2 separate regions of the Homo sapiens genome follow, and region 1 is linked to region 2. A link is a loop called in an ENCODE intact Hi-C map of the cell type or tissue named here. Cell type or tissue: HepG2. All regions are shown on one strand. Links, peaks and the distances in the headings refer to the core of each region. The heading gives the core; the rest is flanking DNA.

Region 1 (5,391 bases), core at 143-5,142, 72 kb before region 2:
TTGACTTTCATATTTGTAAATATTCCCTTTGTCACTCTTATAAGGCTACAATGTCCAAATGGTCATGGCTTTAAAACTTTTTATGTTTCATCATTATGAATTATACCCAAATCCAAATGGCAAGTAGTAGCAGATGAGATTGGGAATGGAGAGGGAATCAGTCATGGAAAGTTTGTTATACTCTACCAAACAGATTGGATAATTTTTTCTAATAGGTGATAGGAAGCTTTGAATGATTTTAAGAAAGTGAGTGATTGGATCAGATTTATGGTTTGGAAGCTCATTCAATGGGACTACCAAGTAGCTGCTTTCAACTCTGTTTCCACTATACTATATCTGATGAGTAACAATTTATCCCTAGATCAAACAATTGTTTTTATGCAAGACTAGTACAGAGATTAAAAAGAAGCTTCTGGTTTTATTTGCATTTCCCAAGGTTTAGTAACAATTCCCCATTTTCTGCAGCAAATTATAATCCTCTAGCATCCAATAGGAGAGTTGAGAATTGTGGATACAGATCTATATAAGAATGGGACCAGAAGGGGTGGGTATGATAGGGAATTGAGAAAGTTTATTCTTACTGAGAAAAATCTATAATTATTTATTACAGTTAAGTTCATGATTCTAAGGTCTGCATTATACAATGAATAAACCATGCAATAATTTCAGAGCCTAGAAATCTGAAATCTAAATAACTTTCTAGTTAGTAACACCTACTGGACTGGATATTGCAATATGTTTCTACTAGTATTGTAACCATCCCAATAGAAAGTAAGAGATCAGAGATTCATGAAAATGGAGTCAAGATTGTAGGAGAAAGAAGGAATTTTCTTGACATTCCTCATGTTTTAGGAGAACACTTTTCTAGGTGGGTTTAGCAACCCTTATTAGCCATAGTACCACTCTGCCAGTGGGCAGCAATAAAAATTGTCATCTTAACCCCTTATTAGTCTTTAATGTATTAATTGGAAGAATATATTTGAGATATATTTTTATGAATTATTTTTCATATTAAATACTAATGTTTTTGGCTAAAGAAATGTACGTTCAGAGTAACTGCTACTTTACAATATTCTGGTCCATGTTCTGATGGAACTGAAAACCTGCAGGATATGGAAAAGGCTGAGAGTACAGATGCCAAGGCCAGTCCTAGCACTTACCAGCTTACTTTGGGTCAAATATAATCACATATCAAGTAGCAGAGTGTTAGGCTCATGATAATACTGAAAGCTTAGTGAGCACTAGCAGTGTCAGACATCCCATTTATGTCAATTTACTTAATAGACCTGATAGGCCTACAGGAGAGGTGCTCTTATCCTCATTCTTAGATGAGGACACTGAAGTACACAGACAGTAATGGTGGAACTCAGGCTACCAGCTCAAAACTCTTCACTGACCTCCAAAATGTTAACACTGCCATACAGCACAGTGATTGGGGAAAAGGACAATATTTTGCAAATAAAAGCATATTTTACAGGCAAAGGTGCAAGGCAAGCATCATGCTTTTTTTTTTTAATGCCACACTGTTACAAGATTTTCAAAAGAGCACAGCATAATCTGAATTATTTGTATTTTGTATGTACTTGACTATGAGAATATTTTTTCCCAAACATTTGTTATCTCTTTACGTTTTACTTTCGTTTCATAATTGTGAAAGTCAGAAACATTAGTGTTTCTGTTTTATTTTATGAGTAATAATCATTTAATAGAATAGAAAGTTAAATCTTGAATAGAAGTTATGATTGATCGAGACCATCCTGGCTAACACGGTGAAACCCCGTCTCTACTAAAAAATACAAAAAAATTAGCCGGGCGTGGTGGTGGGCACCTGTAGTCCCAGCTACTCGGGAGACTGAGGCAGGAGAATAGCATGCCCAGGAGGCAGAGGTTGCAGTGAGCCGAGATCGTGCCACTGCATTCCAGTCTGGGTGACAGAGCAAGACTCCGTCTCAAAAAAAAAAAAAAAAAAAAAAAAAAGAAGTTATGATTGATAAACCGTTTGCAATGTTCTTGGATTCTTGGATTACATTGGTGACAATGGGTTGGCTAATGTTCCTAAATTCACTCTGTGCTCTCACTACTGCAGTAGAAGATAAGAGTATTTTAATGTAAACCATTTATGTTTCCATAATTAATAACATTGACTTAATGCAAATTGGTAAGTCACATAAATTAAGTTTTTCTAAATCTTACTAAATCAAAGACAGAAACAGTTTATGTTTGTTCGAGTCTTTTTGTCTCTAAGCCTGCACACAAGTCTCTATACCTCTATCAAATTTGAAAAAAACTTCCTGTACTGGGAAATTTGGGTAGCTCTTTGGAGAAACATATTAGTTTATGTTCTCTCTCTACATTATAGATGAAAAGAAATTACAAAGACCTTGAGAAATAAGGAAGTAGATAAGCATTAAGTAACACTAGAAAGAAATTTAGAAAAATAGTTTGAATTGTGAGATTTTTCTAAGTACAAAAGCAGTTGAAGTTGAAATGAATGATCATTTGTAATTTTTCAAGACTAAGACTAAAAGAATCATACCCTGGATATGACTCCTCTCAGTCTTCACTTCATTCAGTCCTGCGGAGCCGCAATTTAAAGTGGCTTTCTCAGGACAGGGCGGTACCAATCTCCTTTAATAAATACCATTTGGGTGTTCATTAACACTTCAGCCTGGATTCACAAGGGGTCATGACAGTGAATGGGTTTGAAGTGGTTTGTAAACGATTTTTGTTAAAAATTTGAAGGACACTGGGTGCAGTGGCTAACACTTGTAATCCTAGCACTTTGGGAGGCCAAGGTGGGAGGATCACTTGAGCTTAGGAGTTTGAAACCAGCCTGGGCAACATGGTGAGACCTCATCTCTACAAAAAATACAGGAATTAGTTGGCATGGTGGCACGTGCCTTGGTTTCAGCTACTTGGGAAGCTCAGGCAGGAGGATTGCTTGAGCGCAGGAGGATTGCTTGAGCCCAGGAGGAGGTTGAGGCTGCAGTGAGCTGAGACACCACTGCACTCCAGCCTGGGCAACAGAGTGAGACCCTGTCTCAAAAAATTTTTTTTTTTTGTAAAAACCATCATTCTTAGCAAACTATCGCAAGGACAAAAAACCAAACACCGCATGTTCTCATCCATAGGTGGGAATTAAACAATGAGAACACATGGACACAGGAAGGGGAACATCACACACCGGGGCCTGTTGTGGGGTGGGGGGAGGGGGGAGGGATAGCATTAGGAGATATACCTAATGTTAAATGACGAGTTAATGGGTGCAGCACACCAACATGGCACATGTATACATATGTAACTAACCTGCACGTTGTGCACATGTACCCTAAAACTTAAAGTATAATTTTTAAAAAAAAAGAAAAATAACTACTATAACAAGGCTGTCTGATGTAAGTTTCTGTTTGCTTTTTTTGGAACACATACCACACACAGGTCAGGTTGGTAGCACTATCATCTAATGATTATAACTTTTGATCTTCAAACACGTAAGTTTCTGACTTGTGCAAATGAAATACAAATTGTATTTTTAGAGTAAATGCTATTTTTTTTGTAGACAGTTCTTTCCAAATATAAATCCTATGAAATGATCATAGAAGAACCTTGATAGAGATGAGAGAAGCAACTCAAACGGGTCTCAGGGGAGCTAAAAGTACAGAGTCATAGAAGGAAGGCACCAGGAAGATGCTGATATAAGAGAATGGAGAATACCCCTGCTTCACAATTAATTCCTTTGTCTTTAAAATACACACACACACACACACACACACACACACACAAACACACACACTTCTCCTTCTCCTAAGGACTCTTTGTGGTTTGAAATGTGCTTCTCCAGCCTCAGCTTTCCAGTACCATCCTGACACCCTCTGCTCTAATGGCCCTCTTAGAAACTACACATAGTTTCCAGAGAAAGCAGGCTCTCTGAGCTGTGGCATGGGCTTCTTTCTTTACTAGGAATGCTCGCCCTCACACTCATCTGAACTTCAACTCCTACCATGCTAATTACCATTTTTTCTTTAAGAATTTATCTAGGAAGGCTTACACGCTCTTCCCCACCATCCTGCCCAACCTGAGTTGGAAGCCACTTCACTCTGTCTGTTAGCATCCTCTGCATACCTCTATTTCATCTCTCATCTCCTTGCTTTTGTCTCTCCTCTATAAGATTATACTGAGTTGAGAAGAGGAAGCTTATTTACTTTTGTGTCTTTGGAGCCTTGTGAAATGCCAGGCACACAGCAGGCACTCAATAAATATTAATGAGTAAAATTATGAAAAATGGATGCAGCAGCTCACTCCTGTGTACACAGATAGAGTGGAACACAAAATGAAGTACAGATGTCTCATCTTGCCCTGCACATTTTTGATTGTTAATCATTACCTGTTGAATCAAAGTATTTTAATTATTTAGCCTGGTCCTGACATGGGGAAATGACAATCCTTTATAAAATAAAAATGTAAAAATACTATAAAGCTAAATGTGATTGTCAATGTATGCTATAGGTATGAGAATAAGGAAATTACTATTTCTTTTTTAAAAAAACTTTTATAACTTCATTATAACACACTGGTCCCAACAAGTATAACAATTTAAAGTATTTTTAAAAAATGTAAACAGATGCAGATTTAGTGAGAAAATGAACGTTTTTTGATAGACTGTTCTCCGTGAGTCTTTTGCATTTCTGCATGTTTTGTGAGCAAAGGCAATGACTGCCTTGTTCTGGATTATCTTTTTGAGGATATGTCAAGAAACATACGCCTGCAAAGGTCTTCCTCTGAAGCCAAAGGAAGATTTGTTTTTTCCAGTACAAAAAAGATAATGTCTCTTTCTGGGGGAAATGTCAGGCTGGATTATTGCCTATTTTAAAACACTGGGGTTCCCCAAACTTGTAGTTTCCCTCCTGTGATACAAGCTACTTCATGTGCAGGTGCCACCTGAACTTTTTACATCATCTTTTGGGAATTGGGATTCAATTAGCCATCAAAAAGGCTAATACTCTTGTTAATGCAATTGCTATGAGTAATAAACTGCCCATTGTCTCTGACCCAGCAGTCTCATGTCTTCTGCCAACATCCATGAAACTGTGGCAGGCTAATTTGTTAGCTTATAAGTAGGGTAAAATTTCAGGCCCTTCATAGTTCTTGACAATGTCAATAAGGAGTGATATTTAACAATTCCCACGCTAAAGGTGGAGGCTTCAAAATTTTGCTGGATCTGACATTTACCCATTATTCAGTAAGACTCTGCTAAGTTTCAGTGCCATCATTCCTTTATATGAAATGCATTATCAAGTCTTAATGAGATAATTTATGTAATAGTGACCAACTGGATAGTTTCATAGGGAGAGTTGAATAACCTCGTGATATATGAGAAAGAAAGAGTGAATACAG
Region 2 (5,391 bases), core at 285-5,284:
CTGGCTGGTGGGGGACCCCTCTCTTTGCTGAGAGCTCCCCTTTTGCTTAATAAATTCTGCTTTCCTCACCCTTCAATGTGTTCACATGCCTAATTTTTCCTGGTTGTGAGACAAGAACCTGGATTTAGCTGAACTAAGGAGCAAAAAAATCCTGCATCAACAATGGAGGTCTCCAGTTTTACCCCGGACCTAACAGTGGGGGACTCTGCAGGTAGAGCTATGCACGTTAAAAACGTGCATTACACCCTCATATGGATGGAAGTCCATCATCCACCACCATAAAGAACTAGAGGCCAGGCTCATTTTATGAAAGGATTATTAGGAGAAAAGATAGGACTTTCGTCTTTAAAGCCAATTTCCCATATGAGGCATAAACTTAATTAAACACATAAATCTTCAATTCATGTCAGCAATGCCCATTAATAACAACAATCCATAGATTCAGTCTCATATTAATCACCGTTCTGCCTACTGTCTACTCTTTATTCCTTTTTCTAATGTATTATAATTTGTTTATTACTCAGCATACAGTAGATCATTGATGGTAAATTAATCTTTCCAAAATGTGATGAAAGTGCTTTTTCTTCTCTTTTTTTTATTCTGGGAGACATTTTTCTTCCCAAATGTGGTCAGTTTTAAGCATCAGGGAAATAGAGTAAGCATTTTTTGTTTGCTGGAAATATAATTGGAAGCCACTGGATAATAACTCTTCCACATGATTTGCTTCTGAATCACCCTGTATTGTTTTACGCCTCATGTTTCTCTACTCTTCCCTCTTCATTGTTTTCGTGTTCTAGGATGCTTTTAATGATATTCTATTTCTTTAGGTTTCTCCTTATTCTACTTCCATAATTTATTGCTGAAAAATGGAAAATTTGTATTTAAAAAATTGATCATGGATTTTCTTGGGATCTTTGCCAGGGATACAAATCTAGTCCCCCATTTCTCAGATGTCTAAATGTTCCCCTGGACTTTTAAAATAGAGTCCATTCCCCATGTGTACCTATGTATTGAGTACTGCTGTAGACTGAACTGTGTTCCCCCACAAATTCATATGTTAAAACACTATCCCCCAAATGACTATATTTGAAGACAAGGCTTTTAAAGAGCTTAATGAAGGTTAAGGGAAGATATAAGTGTGGGGACCCTAATCAAATAGGACTTGTGCCCTTAGATGAAGAGGAAGAGACACAGGGATAAATATTCACAGAGAAAAGGCTATTAAGGACACAGCAAGGAAGTGCCCATCTAAAAGTCAAGAAGAGAGGCCTCAGGAGAAACCAACCCTGCAGGTATATTGGTTTTTGCACTTCCAGCCTCCAGAACTGAGAAAATAAATTTCTGTTGTTTAACCCATCCAGTTTGTGGTATTTTGTTATAGCAGGCTGAGCAAACTAATATGAGTACTCTCATGGGGAATCTAAGAAATGCAGAATCTGATTTAACCAGCAATTCTTAATTTTGTTATGAACTTTAAGCAATGTATTAGAAATTGACCTGTTTGATCTGTGCAGTGACTAAGACAGTATTTCAAGCACTCTTGATAACTTCTTTTTTTTTTTTTTTTTGGAGATAGGGTCTCACTCTGTTGCCCAGGCTGGAGTGTGGTGCAATCTTCGCTCACTGCAATCTCCGCCTCCCAAGCTCAAGCAATTCTGCCACCTCAGCCTCCCGAGTAGCCTGGATTACAGGTGTAAAACTTTTTTTGATGACAGGCTTCAACAAAGAGGACACACATCCTTAACTATTTAATTAAAACTCATCCTTAACTATTTTCATATTATAATGCTTCAATTAAAAGCATTAAGAAAAAACAAAACTTAAAATGCTATAGTAATGCCTTCATTGAAAAAGCAATGCATCAATTTGACCAGGAGGATTTTTAGGACCATAAAAGTATGTATATCAACAAAATATATAAGGCAACTTATATTGCAAATAAATATTTATATAAAAAATTATGTTATGAGATTATTTCTAAACAATGTATTTTAAGAAATTAAACAAGATGGATACATGTGTTTGAAGTTCTTTCATTCCTTCTCTGCAAGGGTCTGCTGTATTGATTCTTTCAGTGGACTTAGTAAAAAAAAAAGTCTCAAACAGCGATACAAAATTCTGCAATCTTTGTGCCAGAATTCCCTTGTTATTTATAAGACTATTTCCTGTAGGCGATGCTTCTCCTTTTTGCATAGGGTCAGGATTTAGAAACGATGCTCTGGCATACATACAGAAATCAACTAGATTAGGAGGCATTGATTCAGTTCTTGATATACTTGCCATCACTTTTTGTCATTTTTGGTTCTAACTCTCTCTTCCTTCTATTCTTTTGAAACAGCAGTCAGTTTTCTAGGATATGAGCAATGAATCAGGAGTTAGTTAGCATCTAGAAAGAGTAGAGATCACAGCTCAAATAAGCCTGGAGAGTAGTTAAAACATTTGTGTTTTATTTGAGAGGGACAACCGACACATCTCATCACAAAGCCAACAGTCTAAGAAAATAATTTAGCCCCTAAGTGCTGTATGGAGACTGCACTGATACCTTTGTTTGAATATAACACAAATGAGAGTTATGCTGTCCTCAAGTTGATGAGAATAGACCCTTCTCCCCAACCAGAAAAGAGGTTTAGATTTAGAGGGCTCTTGTAAAGATAGAAACAAGGGTGGGTTCCTTGTGTTTTTCCCATTTAGGCAATATATAAATACACTTATCTTTTATTTGTAAATATTTGAGATTCGTAGATGATATCAAAGAGATTCCAATCCTCATCTCTCTTTCCTCCCCTAAACTTCAGAAGATTCTTTTGAACACATTTCATTGAAAAGGTCATTTTTAGGAAACAATGAGTCCTGTGTCACTCTGGCTTTGCACTTTTGTTACTATCTTTTCAAGTATGTTTGTACAGCAAACAGCCTCCAGGCAGAGGGCAGATTTGTTTCCTGACCAGGACAGTACAGATCCTATTTTCCTCCAAGGCAAAGGCTGGGCAGGGTTGCTAGCAGCCCCCTGATAAGATGGGGAGTTGCTAACTCAGATCCCTTGGCTGTGGTAATATGCAGCACCATCCACCCTGGCTGCTCCACATGACCCCGTGGGACCAGGGGACCAGGGAAACCTATGGAAGCATGAAACTCATGATGCTCGCTGTGCCTCAGGAATCAAGTCCTCTGTCTCTGACTCAGGAGTTTTTTGTGTTTTCTGCCAACATCCATGAAACTAATAGGCAAGGGAAGCAGGGCTGGTAGCATCTTTCCTGCTTTTGCTAATCTTTGATTGTCTCTACTCTTCCTATCTCTTGAATCTAAATTACTGTATTAAAGTTCCTTCATTGAACTCTCTATCACAGGCTCCATTTACTTAAGTGGACCCTGAATAATACAAAGGACTACCTTGCTATGCCCCAAATGTATTCACTATATCCATACTGAAAGGCATTAACTTATTTCTGCTCTTTTGGAACTAAAAACTAAAAAATCTCAAAACTAAAAAATTTTGAGAAAAATTTTAAACATTTAGGTTAGTTATGCCATCTAGGGACTTTAGCTGATGTATGTATAAGTAGAATTATGACCGTTGTTCCCCTAAAAAGTCATCAATTCTCCTAAGGTTATTTGGTGTTCACATTTTAATACAAAACCATCAAATTCTTGTAGGATTTTTTAAAAAAATACATTTTTATAAGTCCTTTCATATGTTGAATTTATATATTTGGGTTTTACTTTGGATAATGTTTCTATATTTTTATATTTATCTTTTAGAGAGACTTGTGTTTTCATTTATGTAAATAACTCATATTTTTCAGTTCTTATATTTTGTGCTTGTGCTAATTAATTTCCACCTGCTGTTTTTCTTAGGTTATCTTCTTGATCTATTTTTTTTACCTTCTCAAGTTAAGTATTAATTAAAATTGTATTTGTTTAATAAAAGCATTTGCTTCTGAATGAAGTAGAATAGAAGGTATTCTCTCCTAAAATTATATAATTGTAAATTGTAGCTTTATTTCCTTTTTTACATAAAGTATTGCTTGTGTATATTTTCTTAAGGTAATGATTTTTTGTGCACTTTTTTTTTCCTTTTTGTAGAGACGAGATCTCATTATGTTGCCCAGGCTGCTCTGGAACCCTGGCCTCAAGTAATTCTCCCACCTCAGTCTCCCAAAGCACTGCCATTAGAGGTGTGAGCCACTGCACCCGGCCATTTGTGCAAATTTTATTATTTTTTATTTAATGTTTTGTAGTAGAGAACATGCACTGAGTAGTTTCCGTACATTAAAATTTATTTTTCATTTTTAACTAATATGGCCAATTTCTGTACATCTTGTAAGTACTTGAAAAGATGCACACACTGATGTAGAATCTCTCTACACACACTCAAATATACACATAATAAACACTATTCACTCTGCATTTCCTGCTCTATATATATTTGTTCAATTTTTAATCCACTGTATCAAGATATGAAAGTGTTAATTTCAAATGACTGATTAGCATGTTTCTGTCCATTTCCTCTTGTATCTTTTAAGTACTTTTTAACTGTACTATAAATTGACAATTTATAATTATATATATTTGTGGGGCACATATTATAATTTATGAATACAAGTGAAATAAATCAATCTAATTAACATAACCATTAATTCAAATACTTATCTTTTTTGTGATAAGAACCTTTGAAATTTACTTGGTAATTTTGAAATGTACAATACAGCATTACTAACTATATTTGCCACAATAGAACACTCAAAATCAAAATAAAACATACTCTTCCTGCCTGAGACTTTTACCCTTTGACCGTCATCTCCCTGTTGCCCCCGAGCCCCTAGCCTTTGTAGCCACATTTCTACTTTCTACTTTTATGAGTTGATTGATTTAGATTCCATTTATAAGTGAGAATACATGGTATTTGTCTTTTTGTGTCTGGTTTATTTAACTTAGCATAATGTTCTCCAATTCCATCTATGTTGCTGCAAATGTCAGTTTTCTTTTTTTTTAAGGCTATGTTGCTGCAAATGAGTTTTTCTTTTTAAGGCTCAATACTATTCCACTGCGTATGTGTTCCACATTTTTAATCCATTCATTTGTTGATAAACACTTATGCTGATTCCATAAACTTACTATTGTGAAACATGCTGCAGTGAATATAAGAGAATTGAATCTCTTTGACACTGATTCAAATCATTTGGGTACATACCTAGACGTAGAATTGCTGGCCTATGGGGTAGTTTTATTTTTAAATGTTTGAGGAACCTTCATGCTGTTTTCCCCAATGGTTGTACTAATTTGCATTCCCAGCAACAGTGTTCAGTGTCCTGGTCCCCTTTTCTCCATGTCGTCACCAGCACTTGTTACCTTTCATCTTTTTATAATAGCCATTCTGATGCGTATGAGAAG

The links. Hi-C counts contacts between places; a loop is a spot of excess contacts. Peaks named below come from ENCODE experiments on the same cell type or tissue, not always from the same donor. Only the 100,000 strongest peaks of a DNase experiment are listed, where the experiment ranks them.
Region 1: a loop joins it to region 2, with 2.0 times the contacts of the local background. A loop is called at or near these places in 1 of 110 quality-filtered maps.

The regions. Positions count from the first base shown.
Region 1 is chr18:69,822,014-69,827,404 of GRCh38, reverse strand. The region is part of intron 7 of DOK6 (docking protein 6); the gene reads right to left. Among named protein-coding and RNA genes, the nearest start is that of CD226, 120 kb to the left of the region's middle. In HepG2, for the core only: no CTCF peak of the experiment used is centred there; no DNase peak of the experiment used is centred there.
Region 2 is chr18:69,750,529-69,755,919 of GRCh38, reverse strand. All of the region lies in intron 6 of DOK6 (docking protein 6), which reads right to left. Among named protein-coding and RNA genes, the nearest start is that of CD226, 190 kb to the left of the region's middle. In HepG2, for the core only: no CTCF peak of the experiment used is centred there; a DNase peak (open chromatin) is centred at 2,889.